3 separate regions of the Homo sapiens genome follow, and regions 1 and 2 are each linked to region 3. The links are chromatin loops, found by intact Hi-C in ENCODE. Cell type or tissue: mammary epithelial cell. All regions are shown on one strand.

Region 1 (8,000 bases), 240 kb after region 3:
AAAATACCATCTTGCTAATCATTTATTAAACAGTTACTATCTGCTAGGCACCTGCCAGGCACTAAAGATTCACAAACAGACACGGCACAAATACGTGAAGAAATAATAGTAATACTTCCCCCTCATCTCTTACATTCAGTTAAAACTACTGTAAAAATTAAAAAGCTATAAATAATGCTCTTTGCTAATAACTTGGTTGGTAGAATCATATTATTTTTACAAGTTACCTTTAATTTAAATTCAAGCTGGGGTAAAACAGAGAGCAGCAAATGACTATCAATATTGTAGAGCTCCAAAATTAAGTCAAAGACATGCTCTGACAAATCGCTGATAGATGTTTTCCCAAGCATCAGAACCTGATTAAAAAACTTTTGAGGAGAAAGAAAGCCTATCATTAGTAGAAAAACCAGAGACAAGTTGAATGTTTTAAAATCTTATTTGACCAAATTCATCATTATTTTATACAAAGTCAAACTAGGCATATCAAAATATTTTCTAACATTATATGGGAAACCAATATAGGCTACATGAAAGATAAAACATGGAATCCATCTTGTATACAATAAAACAGACTGAAACATTTCAATAAACATTCTACTTTTCAAATATACTCTGCTCCCCATTATAATACTGATTATATTCTATCCTATATTATTTGTGCATATTTCTGGATGGTTAATTTTATGTGTCAACTTGACTGCATTAAGGGATACCTAGATAGCTGGTAAAGCAACGTGTCTTGGGTGTGTCTGCAATGATGTTTGCAGAGGAGATTGGCTTGTAGACTGAGTGGAAAGATCTGCCCTCAGTATGGGCAGGCATCATCCAAATAGGCTGGAAGGCCCAATAGAACAAAAAGGCAAAGGAAAGTGAATTCACTCTCCTCTGGGCTGGGACATTCATCTCCTATCCTTGGACAGCAGAACTCCAGGTTTTCCTGCCTTTGGACTCCAGAAATTGCACCAATAGCCCAGTCCCCTGCTAGGTTCTCAAGCCTTGCCTTCTGCCTCTGAGAGTAACACCATTGGCTTCCCTGGTTCTCCAGCTTGCAGACAGCCTACTCTCGGACTTCTCAGACTCTGTAATCTCATAAGTCAATTCCCCTAATAAATTCCCTCTCATACATATACATGTGTCTCTGTGTGTGTGTATACATACACTATGTGTGAATATACACACATATATGTATATGTGTGTCTGTATATACATACACTCACTCAATATTGGCTGTTTCTCTAGAAGACCCTAATACAATGTCTTAATCTCCCAAGGGTGAGGGATAATAGCTTGTTCACCTTAGTACATATGGAAGAAAACATCATCCCATAGATACAGCCTTCTTACATTTTCATAGAAGGCAATTCTATGTTTGAAATATGTAATTTTTTATTTTTGATGAAAAACTACCTCTTCCTAATCCTTTGTCTTCTTTTACATTCTGATGTGTACATATCTACACGGTTTACAACACTAATTAAAATCCAATTAAAAGCACACACAAACACAAGGAAAATCCAAATTTAAACAATTTTTCCCTACCATATAGCTAGCTCTAACTAGTTTCCACACTCAGATCATTTATCATATTACTACTGAAATTGGCAAAGATGCATGGCATAACTGTCAAGTTTCTTTCTATATAAAATCTTCCAAAAACATAAAAAATTAACCAAAAGCATACCCTGCCATGTATCCTCAATGGTTTCCTGAGTCTCAGCGGAGAAGGAGTCAAGGATTCTTTATACCACACAAGCTGCCCTAATCTCTTCTGTGACAGTTAACACACAACTGGCTTAATTAGGCTTTAGCTTTCTATACTGAAAGTACAGAGTGGAGGATTTCATATTTCTATGTCTTTTCTGCTTACTTTTACTTCTTGGGTTGTTTTTATGTGACTTTTTTAGGTCTATGAATCAGACCAGACTACCTAGCCATGAAGAAAGAAGAACAAATTCTATTTTGCTATTCTTTCTTTTTTGGTTTTAAAAAGAACTTGTTTGTCCTTCCTATTTATCAATTTTATGGGAAGAGAATTTCATGACATCAAAGGTTAATTTCTTATTCAGGCTGAAAATAAAGTGGCTTTTTTGCTTCCATTCACAAATTTTCTCCTGCTTAAAAAATAGTAAAACAAGTACTATTTACTTAATAAATAGTATATTCCTTAATAAAGAACAATAATCCTTCCCAATCTCACCACCCAAGTGGTCAAACCATCATCATCTTCTTCTAACAGTCTGGGAAAAACTTATTTGAAAAATTAAGGGAAAAAAATCATTCCCTGGTTTAATTTCTCACAAATTCCATAAAAAAACACATGTATTGAACACTTTTATAATCTCCAAAAAGGCAATGACCAAGTTGGTCTTCTCCAATGTGTAAAAGCCTACCTAGCACAGTGCCTGACACAGAGGAGGCATAGAATATATGTTTGGTAAATGAATAAAAAATATGCAAAAGACAGTATGATACAAATATGGGTAAAACAATCCAAGTCCTTCCTAAGAGGTGAAAATTTAGTGGAGGTAGATTTAGATTTGATTAAAATATTTCCTTCCAAAAATTCTTTCATTTACAAAAGCGTAGCTAATTACATACTACAAATTAATTTTTTTGTACAGCAAATGTCTCCTAATGAAAGATGTCACCAGTCAGTAATAAATTCTACCTTACATTTACATGGCTAATTTTAATTACAAAATATTTCACATTAAATAACACATTCTCCACCACCACCCAAGCATTGCAGGTGCAAAAACAGAGGCTCAGTGGAATTAAGCAATTTAACCAAATTTTACCTATTCCAACAAGGATTGGATGTACTTTTTTCAGTCCAACAAAATAATTTTTTGCCATATCCTAAAATTTGTGATAAAAAAAGAACTGGTGAAAAATAACATCATTAAGAAGTGATGCGTGTAGGAAATTTTTAGAATTATCACCATGTACTTTTTGTTCTTGATATTCCATCTTACCTTTTAAACAAATATATATGTACTGTTTAGCTTCCTGGATTGTTGTGTTACAACAAATTCTATTTAAAAAAAAATAACCTAGGCTGGGCATGGTGGTTCACGCCTATAATCTTAGCACTTTGAGAGGCCAAGGCAGGCGGACTGCTTGAGCTCAGCAATTCAAGAACAGCCTGGGCAACATGGTGAAACCCTGTCTCTACAAAAAGTTTTTTAAAAAAGGAAAAATTCACCAGACATGGTGTTTCATTCCTGTAGTCCCAGCTACTCAGGAGGCTGAAGTGAGAGGATCACTTGAGCCTCAGAGGCAGAGGTTGCAGTGTAACAAGATCACACCACTGAACTCCAGCCTGGGTGACAGAGCAAGACTCTGTCTCAAACAACAACAACAACAAATTTTAATACATAAATAACCTATACCACCACAGTGATTTCTTAAGTCTTGATATGTAAGAAATACTATCGAATAAAAAAAAAAAAGAATGTGTCTGTATGTGTGAATGAAAAAGAAAAACAGAAGAGAGAAGTGGGGTTATTATCTCAGTATCTTACTCCTATTTTTAATTGTTAATTCTCAACTAGGAGGATGAGTAAATAATAGCTGTTTTAACTGTAAGTCCAAAAGGGCTAAGAATGATTTCTAAGACTGAACTAATTTTACCCTACTACAAGACGATTAAGTCCACTAGAAAGTGATTTTACATGTAATTATAAAGGTCTGAAATGGAAACATAAGTAGACAAAAAGGAACTAAAGGGAGGGAAAAAGCAATTCTTATTTTCTAGCTAACCTTCAAATAAGGCAAGGAACAAGAAAACAGGGAGAAATAAGAAAATAGTGGACAACGTACTGAGACAAAGTATATAATTCAATGTGTACTCAGAACACTCTGGCCCCTGCTCCCCAGCTTTTGATAAAGACATAATATGAAAGTTTGGGGAGTTCATGGGGGAAGGATTCTATTTCTGCAAGCAAGAACAACAGGAAATTAACACAAGGTATAAGTGATAAAGAAATGTTTTTACCTTGATGTATTCTGGGATTGTTAAAAATATTTCCTCAGCCTTTTTTTCTTTATTTAACTTCCATTATAAACATTTTCAAACATACAAAATTTGAGAGAACAGTATAACGAACCTAATCATCTAACTCTAACAAGTATCATCATTTATTGTGGGTTTTTTCCTTTAATTGCCCCAATCAAATATTGATTTTCCCCAATAACAGTAGAGATATCAATACAGTATAGCGTTCTTTTCTTATTTTTATGCCAGAAAAAGAAATCAAAATAAGATGTGTCCCCCCTCCCCTCCAAAAAAAAAGAAAAAAAAAAACTGGCTTGGCAATATGAGTTTAAATAAATGGCCACCAGGAGGAGCTCACCTAGTGTGCTCTAATGGCCCATGGAAATAGTCATTTAGAAGTACTTGAAGCAAGGGAAAAGGATAATTACAGAATGTTTTAAGTCTAGGTCTACACACTTCAAGTGCCACTAAGCCAATGATGAAAAAACTCAATCCAACCAATTTATTTCAGCCAGTACCCGTAACTTACAAAACTGCAGAAACCAGTATTGGAAGTTCCCTGAAAATCTTGGAGCAATTAAGATAGATTACAGATTTGATTCCACAGCTTCTGAAAGTTTACCCTTCAAAACAATTTCTTACAAATTAAATTAATTTTTCCAAATCATCGTATGCTTGGGATTCTCTAAGGCTATAAGCCAGAAACAAAAGCTGGAATTTATTAAGTTACTGTTTTATGAAGTAGTTAGTTTTCAAAGTACATCTTTTCATGATATATTTCATACACTGACTTTAAATTTGTGTATACTACAAGAAAAACTCTCCCTCAAATTTTAGGAGAATGCATAAGTAATTATTAAAGGCTTTCTTTCTTACTTTACTCAGGAATGCAAATTTATATCCTTTACTTGTCTGGAGGTGAGTGAAACTGAAAAGCAGGTGGAGGGACTGAACTGTTACACAATTCCAAGGGCCACCATTAACACTGTACTCTACATTTGTATTCCAGGAGGCACCATTCACACAGAATATAATATGAATACTGCCACCTAAATCTGTAGAACTCAAAAGAACTGTGGAGAGAAAATAAAACTTACCATAAACTTCTGTCAGTGAACCTAGCAGCTAAAAAATATTTCTTCTAAAAATAAATACAAGATAGTCAACCATAAGTAAGTAGATTTGGGGTGATACTGAAAGGTCTCATTTTATTACAATTGTTCCTTTTTTCCAGAAAAGATAGATTTATATGGAATCTACCCCAGGAATAGCAATAGATAAGCAACTTTTACTAAATCACTACTGCCATTCATACTTGCCTTCAATTTCTAGGTCTTAATATTAGTTCATATCTTCTTCTTGTACAAATCAATTTAAGCTCCAAAAACCTGTAAGCAACGTCTCTGAATAATGAAAAGTTCCATATGTTTTATCTAATTACATTTAACTCTATTTCTATCAGTAGAAACAAACAGAATATCTTGCTAACCAAAATAAAACTGTTTAAGTTCTCAGGCAATTTGAAAGAAGATAAAAGAACAAATAGGATGAGAGCAAGCCTTCCAAAAAATATAAAGCAAGAATAATTTTAAGAAGGAGAAAGAAAATATATTACTTAAGGGTTAAAACAACACAAATTTGTTGTTTTTAAAACTATATACTATCTGATGAAATTTTGCTTCTAGCAAGTCTTTAAATTTTCAGTTTAATCCTTCTGACAACCAATTACAAGTAAGACTTACATTGGTAATATATGGCTCAATAGCTTGAGCTGTCCTCTTCAGTAAAGCCTTTGCCAAATCATATGCTTGCTTGTTTAAATTCTGAAAAACATAAACAATATCTATATTATATATCTCTAACTATGAAAAGCAAAATATTACCTGTATTCAAAATGCTACTTGAGTAAATGAATGAAAAAACTAAGACTCAATTGGAATAAAAGAGAGAAGGCAAAACCACTTTTCTTTTTTTAGGACTAACTGGCCTACTGGATCTAAGATTCCATCCACGTAAGGATAATTATATTCTCTTCCTATTTTGTTCATAACATAATGTAAACCACACAGAAATGGTCAATAAATGCTTATTAGATAGAGTCACTCTAGATCTAGTCCCAAAATCAATTCAGTTAAGTACAAATACAAGCTGTTCCACTTCAGGTCCAAAAAACACAAAATATCCTAAGAGAATGAACTATGTTCTAGTGTGGGCAGCGATGGGCATCCCATAGGCGGGGAGGGACAAAGGAGTTTTGGGCAGCTGTAAAAAAGCAGATTACTCAAACACATTTCAGAGCACAGGTAAGTCAAAGGATACAACAGGAAATACAACAAATAGTAAAGTACGGGCGGAAGATAACAAGAAAAAACATCATAAGAAGCTATGTTTCTAAGAGACTTTGATAATGATACAAGGAAGTAAAGATAAAAAATGGAGTCACTACCCCAGTTTAAACATATTCCAGAGAACAGGAACACTGTATATATCCTTAAACTCACACTCTTTACTCAGCATATTTTTAGATTTACCTGCCTTAATGCTTGTATTTTATTATTTCATTCATACTAACTGCTGTTTAGATATACTAGATTCTTTACTGATTGTCCTATTCATTGACATTAAATTATATGTCTTGTACAAGTCTCCTTGTGTAAATGAGAAGTAATTTTCTGTACATTTTATCTTTGCCATTTTTCAGTTAGGCTGTTTAGTCTTGCTTTTATTTATTTTTATATTTTCTCCATAGATTCTATGGACTAAACTTTCATCAATTATAGATGTTTCTTGACTTATGATGAAGTTACATCTCAATAAACCCACAGTAAGTCAAAATGCATTTAATACCCCAATAAACCATTATAAAGTAAGTCAAACCATTAAGTCAGGAACTGTCTGTACATGTATAACACACCTTAGTCTATACTTGTCTTTTCACAATATTTATGGTGTCAAAGTATGGAGACTTTTTTTCATTTTTTTTTTTATGGATATGTAACAACTATGCTTATTCTGGGGATACATGTGCTATTTTGATACATGTATACACTGAATGATAGTCGAATCAAGGTACCTGACATATCCATCACCTCAAATATTTATGTTTTCTTTGTCCTGGGAACATTACAAATCTTCTCTTTTAGCTATTTTGAAATATAAATTATTGTTAACTATAATTTCCCTACTGTACTATCAAATACTAGAAAGAGGATGGGCACTGTGGCTCACACTTGTAATCCCAGCAATTTGGGAGGCAGAGGCAGGTGGATCACCTGAGGCCAGGAGTGCGAGACCAAGCCTGGTCAACATGGCAAAACCCCGTCTCCAATAAAAATAAAATCAGCCGGGCGTGGTGGCGGATGCCTATACTCCCAGCTACTTGGGAGGCTGAGGCAGAAGAATTGCTTGAACCTGGGAGGCAGAGGTTGCAGTGAGCTGAGATTGCACCACTGCACTCCAGCCTGGGTGACAGAGTGAGACTCCATCTCAAAAAACAAACAAACAAACAAATACTAGAAAGAACTATGCCTTCTATCTAACTGTATTTTTGTACTCCTTAATTTCACTTCATTCCTCCCCTCCCCAGTTCCTTTCCCAGTCTCTGATAACCACCATTCTATTCTCTACTTCCATGAGACCTTTCTTTAGCCCCCACGAGTGAAAACATATTTGTCTTCCTGTTCTCATTTTATATCACTTTACAAAATAACCTCCAGTTCCATCCATGCTGCCGCAAATGACAGAATTTCATTTTTTTATGGCTGGAATAATATTCCATTGTATACATATACCACAATTTCTTTATACACTCATCCATTGATAGACACAGTTCAATTCCATATATTGGTTACCACAAATAGCTTTTATTTTTAATGTAATCAAATTTATCAGTCTGTTCTCATACGGCTTTGCTCTCTATAGCTTTCTTAAGAAATTCATTCCTATCTTGAGGTTGTAAAGATGTTTATTTTCTTTTTTTTTTTTTTTTTTTTTTTTTTGAGTC
Region 2 (8,000 bases), 260 kb after region 3:
GGGTGACAAAATAATCTGTACACCAAACCCTCATGACATGTAATTTACCTACATAACAAACCTGCAAATGTACCCCTGCACCTAAAACACAATTTTTTAAAAAAAAAGGTTACTTAAAACAAAAAAAGTTACTTTGATAGTAGTACTGTGGAAAATATGTTCTCTATGAATGAACCCTTCCTGGATTGCTGAAAGAGTACACACGCCATATTGACCCTATGTAGCGATGGAAAGACAACAGTCACTTATAACCTCACCAATTACTGCCTAAACATGAAGCCAACTGTATAAAAGGGGTTTGCTGATGACAATAACTAACTGAAAGTGGAAAGGTAAGGCTCAAATATCACAATTTTCTAATCTGTATACAACACTACTGTAGACAAAATATATAGACATACAGATATACGAATTTGCCGCTAATCAAGACGAAGTGAAATCTCTTAAATATTTAGAAAGCACCCTCAAAGTCAGTAATTTTAAGTACTATCCCCCAAAAAGAAAAAAGAGGCATTTAGAATAAGACTCAAAAATTCATCAGAAAAACCAAATACTTAACATTTTTCAGCTAGGGAATAATGCACAAAGACCCTAATTTCAGCTCTTTTACAGTCTTCTCATAAATTGTCCTGTTAGAAACAGAACAGATATGTAGCTATTCTTTAGGGAGAATTTCTCGTTACCCCCAAAGCCCTGAAATAGGTCCTTGATTATGCAAACTGAAAGATCCCCAAGAGAGATAAATAAATTGTACAGTAGCAGTCTTAAGTTAGACTTCCTCGTCATGAGAATGCCAACAAGACATCTAGTACGGGAGAGCCACAGCCACTATCAAACAAATGGAATCATTCCTTAAACCAATTAAGTATCTCCAAATGAGAAATTCACATTTAGAAATCAAGCTAGTACCTGGGTATACAACTACATGGACCAGCTCATGTTATCTACTTTAAGTCTCCGACCATTCTCAAATCTTACAATTCAATACCACCTTTAAATGACAAATATTGCCCTCTACCTCCCTCATCCTAAGATTCTTTCACCAATCAAAATTTAAAACAAGCATGCCCAAAACAGGTTGCACATCCTCTACTTGAATTGTGGTAGACTTGATCAAATAAGCACATTCCTCACTTCAGTTATCAAGAACTCCATGAGTCCAAGAACCATGCCTGGGTTTTTTTCACCACTGTAAATCCAGTTCCTGACACATAAGTAACAGCAAGACTTATTAAGTGAAATAAATATAAATTGCCTGCCATTTTTTCACACTGTGGATTAATAATCTTTCTATGGACTCATTCTCTAACCCATAGTTTCCACAATTATCTTTTTTTTGTTTTGTTTTCTGAGACTCTCGCTGTGTTGGCCAGGCTGGAGTGCAGCGGCGCAATCTCACTCCATCCCCCACCTCCCAGGTTCAAGTGATTCTCCTGTCTCAGCCTCCACAGTAGCTGGGGTTACAGTCATGTGCCAACACAGCCGGCTAATTTTTGTATTTTGAGTAGAGATGAAGTTTCACCATGTTGGCCAGGCTGGTTTCGAACTCCTGACCTCAGGTGATCGGCCCACCTCAGCCTCCCAAAGTGCACAGGTGTGAGCCACCGCACCCAGACTCCACAATTATCTTTTATTGTTGCTGTTTTTAATTCCTACCTGATCTGCCTTATAAACATTCAGTATCTTTTGCACAACTCTAATTACTTCATGCTTTCTACCAGCATTTTCCTAAAAAGATTACTCGTGCTATTCCCCTTCTCATCTTTTAAAGATTTTGCATTTATATAGTTTTACTTACAATTACTGTAACCAAGTACCACATGTCTTTTGTACCTTTCCATTAAAATTTTGTTCACTGAATCTTTTTTTTTTTTTTTAATAGAGATGGTCTCACTCAGCCCAGGCTGGAATGCAGTGGTGCCATTTTGGCTCACTGCAACCTCCGCCCCCCGGGGGTTCAAGCACTCCTCCCACCTCAGCTTCCCAAGTAGTTATGGGATTACAGGTGCACAGTACCACACAAGGCTAATTTCCTTTTTTTTTTTTTTTTTTTTTTTAAAGTAGAGACAACGCCTTGCTATGTTGCCCAAGCTGTCCTCAAACTCATGAACTCAAGTAATCATCCTGCCTCGGCCTCCCACAGTGCTGGGATTACAGGCCTGAGCCACTGCGCCTGGCCTGTATTTTCTTCATAACAATGTATAACACAATTTATAACACAAATATAACAATTTATATCACACCTTCCATTAAATAAATGAGGATTATATATTATAAACTCATGTTTATACTAGGTATTATGTTTTAAATAATGGCCATGGTCTTCAATATGGATTTTCAAAAGTGAAAAGGAATTGCCCCCAAAATTATAATGAAAGAAACAGAGCTAATGATGACATGATATAAAAAAAATACACACTGTATTAATCTACTTCTTAACCTCAAGACCAGAAAGTTTTTCAAAAATAAGTTCTAAAAAAAAAAAAAAACATTAAGTTTAGCAAAAGATTACTGTAGCTAATGTCAAAGAATCCAAGGAAATCATCTAAATACCTTAACTCCCATTTTAGTTAGAAAGATAAATCAAAGTATCGGTCAATCTTGGAGTTATTTAAATCAGTACTTGCCTTTAGTTTATCAGGGGATGTGTAAGGAGCTTCAGGAGCATAAATCCTGAAAATATCAGCAAGGCAGCAGGCTACCAGTAAGCGAACATCTTTATCAGGATGCTTGAGAAAAAAATCTGAAGCAAGATGTAAAGCTAGGTTTAAATAAAGCTCCTTTTCTTCTTCAGAGTCCTGGTCCATATCCATAAAAGTTTTCACAACCATCTATACAAAAATAAAAAATCAAATAATGAAATGCTCCATGTAAAACTACAGTCATGTGAAATAAAGGTCATGTTAATTGCTAAGGTTAACTTCAAATGAATATACTTTCATTTTTCTGCAGAAAGTCTCTATTTGAGAGAACACAATTCTCCTAAAACTACAAAGTAAACTTCTATTTAAAAGACTTACTAAAATATTTTTTCATTTACCCAAAATATCTGCTAACCAGATTTTTAAAGATTAAATTGCCCTTATGTAGTAGTCATTATTGGAAGAATTCCAATAGAATATTTGTGGAAACTTCTGGTCTCACTTGTACAACTGGACTAAAAGGAGTATGTCCTTAAGAATACCATCTTTTTTAAAAATAATATTTCTAATCCTTTCATGAGAAGAAAAAGTATATGCCTAAAGAAAACCCTAAGATGACAATTTAATTTTCCATTTAAGTCATTAAACCACTCCAGTCACATGGTTTTATTTAAGAAAGGATGTCAAAGATGCATCCCTCAACACTGAAAAGCTACTATGAAGTATCTACCACGGCATCCAACAAAATATTTCTTGTGTGGCAGTAAAAGAGAATATGATGTGGATAATTCATTAATTCAGTTGCACATGTGAGTTAAGACAAAGGAAGCTAAAAGAAATGGTTCTTTTTTCAAAAATATTTCTATAAAAGGTGAATAGAAAATAGAATGGTATACCATGAATTCTCAGAAGAGCTTTCTCTGATTTCAATATTAGTAATTACAATGATGATCTCAGTCTGCACTATTCCTACTTTAAATGAAACAAAATTGCCTAACTTGACAGGAACTGACATTTAAATACAACTCCAATGGAAAGGTGACCATCCAGCATCCACTAGGTGGTGCTGCAAATACTAGGCAACAAGTGGGGCTGGCCACAAAGTATCAATGTTAAATGTCTTGGTCCTTTATGCTGCAACGATTTCCACTTGCCATCCAGCTAGACTTCTGAGTAACAAATGGCTCGATTTCTACTGAATTCTCAGAGCAGCTGTGGAAAACACTGCTCCTCACAGAGCAGCCTCTCAGTTCTATTATGCCAGATACCAGAACCAACAGTAGACTAATCCTTGCAACCTGGCACTACATTTAGATTAAGGGTATGATGTCTGGGTCTTTTAGCTTTTTTATTTTATTACTTTTAAGATTTATGCTTTGATTGCCTATATGTTTAGGAAAAACCACAAAGGGTAAAAAAGAACTGCATGCATGTAACTATTTATTTCTGTAGCTCTCTTAACAAAAGATAAGAGATTAAGCATATTTTGAATAAAATGTTACAGGAAAAAAAATTTTATAAACAGTATCACCTTACACGTTAACAAATTGTTATAATGTATAAAACTTACATGGGTATTTGTACATATCATCCTACATAATTTTTTCATATTTTTCTAAGAAGGAGGATGCTAAAAATGGAACTATAAATTAGGAAAATAAATGAGAAAAAAGTATAACTGGATTACTGCTAGACATAAATGTCTACAAAATAATGAAAGCATATTACAAACATTAAATATGAGTACTGAGGCAATCATTCCACCAACAATAACCACAAAGTTTGTTCAAGGTCCAGAAAATGGGAATTCCTCACTACTGTCTACAACTCAAATGCTGTTATAAAACTCATTAATAACTCATGAGTCCTCCAAATTAGGAAAGAAATCTGAGAAAATAACATCTCTAAAAGACACTAATGCTGATCAGTTTTAAGTGTAGGCTCTGAGTTCAAGATTAGTTTCTCAACAAACAACAGGAATGCTCACTTAGTATAAACAAATATAAGGTAATAAATGTATTAGTTTCTCTAAAAATGCAATAGGTCAAGAGAAGGTAAATACATAGAAAATGAAACATGTCATATATAGAAGGGATTCATAGCTTGACTATTCTTAATAAAATACACACCAGTTCCCAACTAGATAAAATATCCACCTATTAGTAAATTTAATCTGCTCAAAGATGATTTTCCTTTGAATAAACATCTGATATCTGACATTCTGATACTTTAAGTATAAACACATACATGTACAATATTAAGACTTTATGTGAAATTTATGATAGTATTAGCATCTTTTTCTCTTTATAAAAATTCTATACACCATGTAGCAATAAAGAAGAGTATTTGTTTTTAAGCCCCTGGATCTTCAATGATTAATTTGGGAACATTTTTCAGCCCTGACATCCAGATAAATAATAATATATCAAGCAACATAAATATCTAGGTAGATACAACCTCGATCGGAAATGCTCAAAAATAAAGACCATCTAAACTAACTAATAGACCAGCTTAACATTCTCCTTGAACACTATGCTTCTTTATCCATTTTAACAATTACAGAGATCACCACCACCCTAAAGGAAAAGGTGAAAATATTATTCAAACACATATGAAGAGGCCCTAGCCTCATCCATAGAAGTTCACCAGCAATCTTGATTCATTACTACATGTCAGAAGCAGAGGAAGAAGCTTAAAGTGAAGCCCTTTGACCTACTTTGAAAATAACTTACAAGAAAGTAGTACACAGCCTAATTACTCAGTATAAAGACCTAAAACTCCCTTAAAGTGGTTGTCTTTAGAAACTATATAGAAGAAAGGAGACAACTTTGTATAGACAATAAGGAATATGAGTATTGTAGACTTGTTCTTTATACCCAAGTATAGGAGATCCTAGAAAATCTAAGCTTCACCTAATTGCTGTCCCTTTAATCATAGCCAAATAATCCCCACTGTACCTTATATACTCTACTCCCTTAGATCTTTTCTATGCCATTTGCTGCTTTGCTTTGCTTTTTTAAGTTACCCCAACAAGATACATTATAGCCCCATGTGATTTCCACAGGGGACCTCTGCCCTACACAGATGTAAAAAAGAATAGAATTTTACTCACCTTTAATCGTCTCACCATCTCCTCTTTAGATATTTTATCTGATATTTCCTTGACCCCAGGCGGATATGTAATTTTTCCATCATTGGTCCTAGTCTTTGAATGAGCCATGACAGAAATATTTCTACCCCTGAAACAAGAAAACTATTAGATGCAAACCAAAAAATAGATATAAACATTCTTAACAAACATAAATGGTAACCTTCCCCACCAACCAAAATTTGTAACTACCTCCTAATTTATAGTAATTTACTTTACCATTTAATGAAAATCACTCTATTGAACATTTCCCCAAATTATTTTTAGAAAAACAAAACTTATTTTTACTTTCATTTCCTCAGTGGCAAGCTTTGTTATTTGTCCTAACCCTCCAACTAAAAATAATAATAATAATAGTAAGCTAGAGAAAAATAAAAAATAAATACTTTTTAAAAGCACCACAAAGTACTCAAACTAAAACCTAAGAGAAAATAGGAATCCAGGGAAGTAAGTGGGAACACTGGGACATTATAGCTACTTATACTCTGAAAGCATTTTTCATTTCTGACAAATGTGGGATTCAGTTTTGATGGTCTTATAGGGCAAGGGGAACAGAAGTAAATCTGAACATATCAAGGCAGACAGTCAAATAGGAAACTCTCCTGACATTAATGTAGGCCACCACCCTACCCAAAGAAGATATACCTGCAAAGGAGAGGGTAAACTAGAAATGAACACCTCTTTTCCCCAGCCCCACCCCCTAGAGGGAACCGCTGAGAAGGCTGCCTTGGTGCTAAACAGAGAAAGGCAACATGAATACAGGGAAGGAACAGGTAATTAGTTTTGGCCATGGGCCTGCACACTTGCTGGGGCTGACATGACCTAAGTGGCCCAGAGAATCTCAAAACATGAACTCACAGACCCCTGGTTAATAACAGCCCCAAGCACCTAACATAAGTAAATCCAAGTCCTGCCTAGAGAAGGGTGCCTTCATCCTAAGTATCAAAGAATCCCCACTATGATGTTTCTAGAACAATGAGCAAGTATCAAGTCAAAAATAACCAAGCAACTATGAGGGAGAACCAGCAGAAATACCACACAACAAAAACAGACACAATTTTTGTGTCTATCAAAGACTGTAAAACTACTATAATCTTAAAGAAATAAAAGACAATTCCAAAAATATCTACAGGAAACAAAAAAAATTATAAAGACTAAACTAGAAGATTTTTTTTAAATAGAACTTCTAAAAATGAAAAAATACAATTACTGAAATTGAAAATTCAACAGGTCAATGTATTCGCAGATACGAAAAACCATTAAAGGCCAGGTGGGATTGCTCACGCCTGTAATCCCAGCACATTTGGGAGGCCAAGGCAGGCCTTTTGAGCTTAAACTTTGAGCTCCAAAGTTTAAGAACAGCCTGGGCAACATACCAAAATCCCATCTCTACAAAAAATACAAAAATCAGCCAGGTGTGGTGGCACACCCCTGTAGTCCCAGATACTCGGGAGGCTGCAGTAGGGGAGCTGCTTGAACCCAGGAGGTAGAGGTTGCAGTGAGCTGAGATTGCGCCACTGCATTCCACCTGTCTCAAAAAAGAAAGAATGAAGTGAAAGAAAGGTCATAAGAAATTATCCGGAGTGCAACACAGTGAAACATACACCTGAAATACATAAGGATAGAAAGGCCTAAATGTAGCCTACAATTCATGGAAGTTATAGAGAGAGAAGAATGAGAGATTCACTCATGGGATTCATGAGAGTACCAGAAGGACTAGATTGAAGCAGAGGCCAAATACCTACAGAGAATATCATAAAATACCAACCTACAAATTCAGTAAGCCAAACAGGGTTAAATTTAAAATAATAATAATTCCAGAAAACAAACAAAATTTAGAGCACACACAGTACCTTGAAAGGAATAGCATTTAAACTAACAGGTGACTTCTCAACAGCAACAACATAAGCCAGAAGACAGCAAAATGTTATCTTCAAAGCAGAGAAAGAATATAACTGCAAATCTAGAAGTTTACAACCAAGGAGTATAATTTTTAAGTGCAGAGTAAAATAAGGGCAAATTAGCCAAATGAAAACTAAGAGGTGTAAGTATTTATATATAAAGTACCTACAACATTGCTTAGCACATACTAAGTACTATATGTGTATGTAATATACACAATCAGGTTAAAAGAAAAGATTTTTAAATTTCAACATAAACACCTTAAAAGACAATGAAAAAAGTGGATACATGCTGAAAGTAAAAGGATG
Region 3 (8,000 bases):
GGTTATCAGACATTAGACAATTTGCTTAACATCTCTGTGCTTCAACTGTAGAATGGAGGGATAGTAACGGAACCTGCATGCTATGGTCTGAATGTTTATGTCCCCCAAAATTTCCTCTGTTGCAATCCTACCTTCCAAGGGGATGGTATTAGGAGACAGAACCTATGGAACATGATTAGGTCCATGAGGACAGAGCCCTCATAACCAGGATTAATGTCCTTATAAAAGAAACTCCAGAGAACTTGTTTCCCCTTTTACCATGCAAGGACACAGTAAAGGCACCATCTATGAACCAGAAAGCAAGCCCTCACCAGACACTAAATCCACCAGCACCTTGAGGTTGGACTTCCCAGCCTCCAGAGCTGTGAGTAATACATTTCTGTTGTTTATAAGCCATCTCCTGTCTATGGTATTTTGGTATAGTCGCCTGAACATGCTGAAACACTACATCATGGCATGGTTGTGAGGATCCAATGATTTAATCTTTACAAAATACTCAGAACAATGGCTGGCACATGGTGAAGCCCAGTGTATTTTCTACTATGTTTATGCCACTATGCCCAGTTGCTCATGCTCTGAAATCATCCCTGAAATACCATTCACTCAAAAAAAAAGAGGTTTGTCCAATAAAAGTAAAATTATGTCTCAAGAGGGCTACACCCATTATGTAATTATTATCTAGTTATGTGAGTTAGGGCAATGGAAAGAGCATGTTATTTGGAATCAGATAAAAACTGATTCCAAATCTTCCTTCTACTGCTTACAATCTGGTGTCCTTGGAAAGCTATTTAAAATTTCTAAGCCTCAGAATTCTCATACTTAAAATAGGAAAAATATTGTGTATCCTTCAGGGTTCTTGTAAACTTTAAATAGCATAATGTATATAAAGCTTCAGCTCAGTGCCAGATAATAGCTACTATTATTAAGATCAAGGATTTGGCTTTCTGAGCTTCAAAGTAGTCTTGTAGCATCAAAAAAAAAAAAAAAAAAGGAAGCAATTGACAATAGATTCCTCTCTAAAAGATCCATTGGTCATTTGGGAAAACAAAAAGGCAAAAGCCTTTTGGGAAGCCCCACACTGCTGCCAGAGCGAGGAGGCAGCCTGGGACTGTGACATGGGCCAAGGTAAGGGTAGTGTGGGAGACAGTCAAGCCTCCGATTACAGGTGCCATTTCCCAGGGGTCACCTTAGTCATCAGCCCAGACCCCAGGGCCAGGGCACACTGTGAACCCATTTTCAACTGTCTGCCTCCAGTTCTCAAGAGCAGAACAAAACCATTAGTGTTTAATATTTAAACAAAAACCTTTTATTATTAGTCACTTTAAGCCCGAGTGATGATTATTAAAACATAATGGATAGGGTCTTATTTTTAAAGCTTGATTTTTAATGACGGAGATAGAAATCAGAACTAAAAAAAGATTGAGCTCCCTTGTTCTCTAGAGAGTGTTCTTTCTTCAGGTCAGAGCCTTGGGGAGATTTCCTGGCTCCTCTAAAAGCTGGAGCTGCCTTTCTCACCCCAGAAATCTGTCTCTTTACATATGTAGGCAGAAGAGTGTCCCCAGGAAGAACCTGGACACTTCCCACATGGCACACTAGGCTGACTTCCCACATGTGGGAACTTAGGGCCACGGCCAAGGTAAGAAGCCAGTGCTGCTACCAGCCGCCAGCCACAGCTCCTGAGCCCTCGGCCATGGGACATCTGACCTGCCCTGTGGCAGACGACTCCAGGTACAGGGTCCCAGGTATTTGGAATAAGCTTATATTTTTATGGCTGGTCACTTCTGGGGGGTTTTGTGAAGTTGGTTGATTCTTCTTTATTTACTAGGACAACAGAGCCTGCTCCACACACTGGAACCAGAGGTGGATGAGGACTGAAGGAGGAAGAGGAGAAGGCAGAGGGCCTGGCCCAGCCTCTTCACTCCGCCGACCCTTGCAGGTGTCAGTTCAAAGTCCTGAGTGGAGCTCCCGGATGACTGCACAACCAGGGGCCAAGCAGATTAGCCGACTCCAGTGGAGCAGGCTAGAGACCTATAACTGGGAGTGGGGGAATCCCTTGAATTATAAAATCAAAAAATATAAAATTCCAGGCCAGGCATGGTGCCTCATGCCTGTAATCCCAACACTTTAGGAGGCCAAAGTAGGAGAACTGCTTGAGCTCAGGAATTTGAGACCAGCCTGGGCAACCCCATCTCTACCAAATAGATAATATATGTAATATATGTATAACTTATACATATAAATATTATATATATGTTATAACTGTACTCCTAGGAGTTATATATATTACATATAGTTTTATATATATATATTTCTATATATAGAGCTACATATATATTTTATGTATAATAGTTTATATATTATATATAACTCCTAGGAATATAGTTATAACATATGTACAGTTGTTATAACATATATACAGGAATACAGCTATAACATATATAAATATATAACATATATTACTATATATGTTATCTATCTGTAAATATTATCTATATATTACTATATATGTTATCTATCTGTAAATATTATCTATATAGAGCTATATGTGTGTAACTGTATTTTATATATATGCATAACTCCTAGGAATACATTTATAACACATATGTATAAATATAATATATAGTTTTATATATATATAACTGCTAGGAATACAGTTTAATAAGTCATGTGCATGACATGTGAAGAAAATAAGAAAATTCTATTGAGAAACATAAGATGTTTGACTGCAGGGAAAACTACATCCTCTTTTTTAACATGTACTATATATTGTAAAAATAACAATTCTTTGAAATAAAACTAAATTTAATGCAAATCCAAATCAAAAATCATTTGGGACTTTTTTCTTTGTTATGGAAAAAAATTTATTTCAAATTTCTTCTGAATGAATAAGCATGCATAAATAGCCAGGCAAATTAATGAGAGAGCATTTGTCCTATTGGATATTATAAGCATACAAGTATAAACATTAAACCATTATATAATAACAGAAAGCCCAATAGCACAGAATCCATAATTCAGAAACAGACTCATGTGTGTGTGAGAACTTGATATATGATCAAGGTGGACTATCAACAAAATGGGTTGGATAAACTGACTAATCATTTGGAAAAAATAGAAATAACAAATCTCTATGCCCAAATTAAGCTTCAGAAGGAGCAAATACCTAGACATAAAAATATACATTTTTATTAAAGTACTGAAATAAAACTTAGGTAATTGATTTATAATCTTAGCACACAACTTTTTAGATGGTCACTTGACCCTATGTATTAGTATTTTAAAGTTTGAATCAACAATTCCATTCGTGGGATTTTTTTTCCCCCGAAGCCATAATGGGTCAAGGTGACAGAGAAAGATATACAAGTCTGGTCATTAAGCATTTTTGTAATGGTGAAAAATTGGAAACAACTTAAATGTTGATTAAATAAATTATAGCATACCCATACAATGAAACCCAAACAGCCAATTAGAATAATGATATATCACCACACTGATACTCCATTGCCTGAGCACTGTTGGTAGGAAAGCCTGCTCCTGTTACAGCCCTGACAGCAGTTTATGTCTATGCCTGCTGATCCATCCTCACCAACACCAGGGGGTGTTGTTCACATGCTTGTTATCTAGAGCTGTCCTTTCTGCCCATCAACAGACAGTTCTGCCCATGGGCACAGGCAATTGGTCTCAACTGCGCATGGTTTGCCCTGTAATGCCCTCCAAATGACCAGCTGAAAAGATTGATAGTCTAGAGCAGAGGACCTGCGGCACCTGATCCACAGACCAGACAGTTAGGAGGCTTCTTTGTCCTCCCAGAAGTGCAGGCAAAGTTTTGGTGTTCATCAAATGAGTGATCAATGACAGGTTATCACACCTACTGCAAAAATATATGGCACTTCCCTCTCCACCTCCACAGTGGGCTGTGAAAATTAATTGAGTTCAGGCTGTGAAAAACTTAAGCTGCTACATGAAATGCAAAATCATTAAGCTTCAGAGATTGTAACATTCTGCTTGTGGCCTTGGGACTGAAACACCAGATGTCATGCCCAATAATGACTTCACTTTTCATCCAACTTCAACAACTCAAGATTGAGCGCATTTTGGGTTTTGACCTTGCACTGCTATACTGAGATTCAGCAGAAGTTAACTACCCGCAAGACTCCCTCCAGAGAACTGAGGCCTCAGGATCATCTTCAACACCTTCACCCAGAGTACGGAGACAAAACCCTTGCCACATAGACCTGCCACACCACAATACCAGGTGGAGATGCACCGTTGCTTGAGTTGGTGAGTGAGAAGGGCCATTGCTTGTGTTATCTGAGGGCTGTGGAGGAAAGAGAATTAGGTAAGTTCATTTAGAACTAACTAGAACACTTTTCAAAAAGATGTCTCAGTGTGGGGCATAGTTAAGACATATATTTCAGAGTAATCATCTCCAAATGAGTGATTTTTGTTTTCTTGCCTATTTCCTGATTTACTTGAGTTGTCCTGGCTCAAGGAATAAAGAAGGCATTTATACAATAAAAGTGGTGTGAGTCACCCTTTCTAACCTTTAAGATTGGTTTTCAAACTGTTAAAAATTCTTGTAGGTCCACCAAGAAAGTTGCCATAGAAGCCTGAAGTTACGACAGCTTATAAGGAAGTGGTTATCGATTATGACGGATGGAGAAAATGTAAGCTGCCTATGTTTCATTCAGACTCATACTAGCTCTGGTTAGAGAAATCAATTAAAAGGAGGAAAAGATGAGGAAGTTCTGCAAAAATAAATTCAAGGGTCAACTAGCAGTGGATAAAGACACAACTATGATCTCTGTGACTTCTTTCCTCTTTTATTTGACATTTTTTCACTTCCGCATGATAAAGAAAATAGAGACATGGCATGCTGGAAAGAAAACTAAAGCTATTTCTTTAATGAAGTCCACTAACCTCGGAAGGAAGACTGAAGTATTCTTGTGGCTTCAACAGACAAATGATAGTAGCTGCTAAGACAGAAACTGCTTGGAAAGACTATTGATTTTAGATTCAGAGAAAATGAATAAGGAAAAGTTTAAGATTGATGAGAAAGGTATACAATGTGCTACGAGAATTTTTTCTAAAAGTCACGTTTAAAAAAACGAGTTTATAGTGGATTTTAGGTTAAATTCCTTTAATAAAGGGTTACATGTTTCCTGACTATGTATAAGAAATTCATGAATGTGACTCTAAGAGACTTGAATAAAAGGACCCACATGTCTTTTGCCCTGTGATGGCCTGCCTAAATTGCAGGGCTATAAAAAGGAAAACCACCTTTAAAAGCTTCAACCCTAAGTTGACTTTATCTTATAGAAGAAAGAATTTCATGTGTATGCTAAATATATACATATAGCATATAATGTATATATAATTTCCTGATAAAATCTTCTGTTTTAGTGTACTTGCATCTGGGTACATAACCTCCCCACATCTCTTTGGTATTCTTATTTGTTCTGCTTTTCCATTTTACATATTTTCCCCAAGTGCCAAACATTAATAAAATTGCTAGCATTGATTATTTTTCCTTCACTAATACATCCCTTTGAGCCTATTTCCCCAGAAACAAATAACTAGAGACAACCTATCCTTTGCTGACACATGAAAATCCTATAATTGCAGACAGGAACAAAGATTCTAAAGGAAGTCTCTGTCTTCAGTTCTTAGATTATTGTCCCCCCATCTTCTAGCCCTCCCCTCATCCCCATTCATCTGACCCCTGTTCTGTTGTGACAGATTGTTATAATAATGACAGTGAATCATGGCTTTCTGGGTCTATGTCCCTTTGATCCTTCCATTAAAAGATGGAGTCTATTTCTCCACCTCTTGAATCTGGAAGGTCCTTGAAACCCACTTGGACCAATAGAATGTAGCAGAAGTAGCACCATGCAAGTTCTAGAGGCTAGGTCTTAGGACCCTGAGACCACCATGCTGTGAAGAAGTCCATTCTGGTCTATTGGAAGATAAGAGACTGTGTGAAAAAGAACAGAGACACCCCATCTCACAGTCAGCACCATCTGCTGACAGTAAGTGATACCATCTTAGACCCTCAGCCCCAAACTCCCAGGTGACGACAGCCAGTAAGTGAGCCCAGGCAAGACAAGTAACAGAACCACCCAGATTTCCAGCCCAAGGATCCTTAGAGATAATAAATCACTGTGCTTTTTAAGCCACTCAGTTTTAGGGTGGCTTGTTATACAGCAATTGATAACTGGTACATCCTCCAAGAAACTATGTCTTGCAGAAAGAGTTCTACAAAAGGATGAGAAATAAACCATAATTTAACCTCCTTCCTTTGATCTACTCCCACCCCGGGTGCACATTCTCCTGCAGCCTACATTCTGGAAACATGCCATTAAACATTCATTCTTTGGAGGAGCCTTTGTTCTGGCCTGTCTCTTAAATTATTGAAGAATTCCTCTTATGTTCATTTTTCTGCCTGTTAAAAACGTTTGAGGGAGGGAAGAAGTAAGATGGCTTAAGTTGAACTCCTAGAAGGCAGAGGCAAGATACTCAAACATCGTTTTGTATATTCCCAGGATAAAGCCCTGAACAGTAGGCACTGAATAAACCTTACTTGAAGATAGCAATAAAAGGGAAGGCCACCATCAAAGACATTGGATCACAATCTTATTCAGTACATGCAAATCATCATGTACTTTGTATTAAAAACCAAAATCTTTTAAAGATCAGAACAGCCAGAGGCAGAAACAAGATTGGGTTGTAATACTTTAAGGCTACAGCAAGATGTACATCAAATAGATTCTGCTACATTTTCAGCAAACTCCCTTTTCAAATATGAAGTACATTAGTAATTTGCCGTGAGGGGGAAAGCAAATCATAACAGCATCTTGATGTAAGAGGAAAGTACACTTATGGGGAAAGTGCTGGACGTTTCTTTCAGTGAGGAACTACGTACAGGATTCAGAATTCCCAGGATTTGAAAGTTGTGCTGCAGAAGCACCAGTTAGAACTGAAAATCTCCTGGGTTCCTTTAATAATACCACAAACCAAAGTGAACTAAACTTCTGGGAGGATTCTTCTGAGCAAATCCATGTTTCATAGAACAAAATCAAACATGCACAGCTTCCACCTAAGTTCACCAGATTGTGCTGCACACATGATGAATAATTCAAAAGTAACAGACAAGTGATTTTTGTCAACTTTATGGCCTTGGTTCGTTGTTTTGTTTTGTTTTGTTTTGTTTTGTTTTGGGGTTTGCTTGTTTGTTTGTTTGTTTTTTGAAATGGAGTTTTGCTCTTGTCGCCCAGGCTGGAGTACAGTGGCGTGATCTCAGCTCATTGCAACCTCTGCCTCCCGGGTTCAAGTGGTTCTCTGCCTCAGCCTCCCAAGTAGCTGGGATTATAGACATCCGCCACCATGCCCTGCTAACTTTTTGTATTTTTAGTAGAGATAGGTTTCCACCATGTTGGGCAGGCTGGTCACGAACTCCTGACCTCAGGTGATCCACTTGCTTCGACCTCCCAAAGTGCTGGGATTACAGGCAGGAGCCACAGCACCCGGCCCTATGGCCTTGGTTCTTTATCAGTCTACTAGACTTTGAATGCTAAACCAAACAAGGAGGTCACACAAACATCTAGAAGCAGTATTCAAATCTAGACCACTATTGAAATTGGCTTAGTCCAGTTGAAATCAACTCCAAGTTTAAATGACCTGAGTCAGGAAATTATTTTGGGTAGCATTTCCCAGCAAGGTGGTCTGATGAGTGAGATTTGCTGTTATTATGTTGTTGGTGCTGCTGTTACTGGTTTATGTTTTTTGTTTTGTTTGCTTTGGTTGTGTTTGGTTTGGTTTGGTTTGGGGCTTTCTTTCAGTTGGTCTTAATGTTCAGAATTTTTTCTGTGCTGCTGCCAGATGTTAAGTGATAGTTGGCTCCCCGACAGCCTGCATTCTGAAAAATAATAAAACATAGGCCACCAGAGGTATAAAATAAATAAAAACCACAAAACCAAGTTTGTTAACTTTCCAGGCAAGGA

The links. A loop is a pair of places that touch in the nucleus more often than their neighbours do. Peaks named below come from ENCODE experiments on the same cell type or tissue, not always from the same donor. Only the 100,000 strongest peaks of a DNase experiment are listed, where the experiment ranks them.
Region 1: a loop joins it to region 3, with 9 times the contacts of the local background. A loop is called at or near these places in 5 of 110 quality-filtered maps.
Region 2: a loop joins it to region 3, with 7 times the contacts of the local background. A loop is called at or near these places in 7 of 110 quality-filtered maps.

The regions. Positions count from the first base shown.
Region 1 is chr13:32,665,584-32,673,583 of GRCh38, reverse strand. PDS5B (PDS5 cohesin associated factor B) reads right to left here. Exons shown (of 35, transcript NM_015032.4): 7 at 5,740-5,820; 8 at 228-368. Among named protein-coding and RNA genes, the nearest start is that of PDS5B, 83 kb to the right of the region's middle. In mammary epithelial cell, a CTCF peak has its summit at 4,354 (motif pointing right); no DNase peak of the experiment used is centred here.
Region 2 is chr13:32,646,635-32,654,634 of GRCh38, reverse strand. It overlaps PDS5B (PDS5 cohesin associated factor B), which reads right to left. Exons shown (of 35, transcript NM_015032.4): 2 at 5,755-5,881; 3 at 2,628-2,831. The coding sequence starts at 5,862. Among named protein-coding and RNA genes, the nearest start is that of PDS5B, 64 kb to the right of the region's middle. RefSeq lists a silencer at 3,644-3,733. In mammary epithelial cell, a CTCF peak has its summit at 3,701 (motif pointing right); a DNase peak (open chromatin) is centred at 3,704.
Region 3 is chr13:32,907,304-32,915,303 of GRCh38, reverse strand. LINC00423 (long intergenic non-protein coding RNA 423) reads left to right here and starts at 3,652. Exons shown (of 5, transcript NR_047020.1): 1 at 3,652-4,281; 2 at 4,584-4,667. In mammary epithelial cell, a CTCF peak has its summit at 3,594 (motif pointing right); no DNase peak of the experiment used is centred here; H3K27me3 peaks cover 690 bases.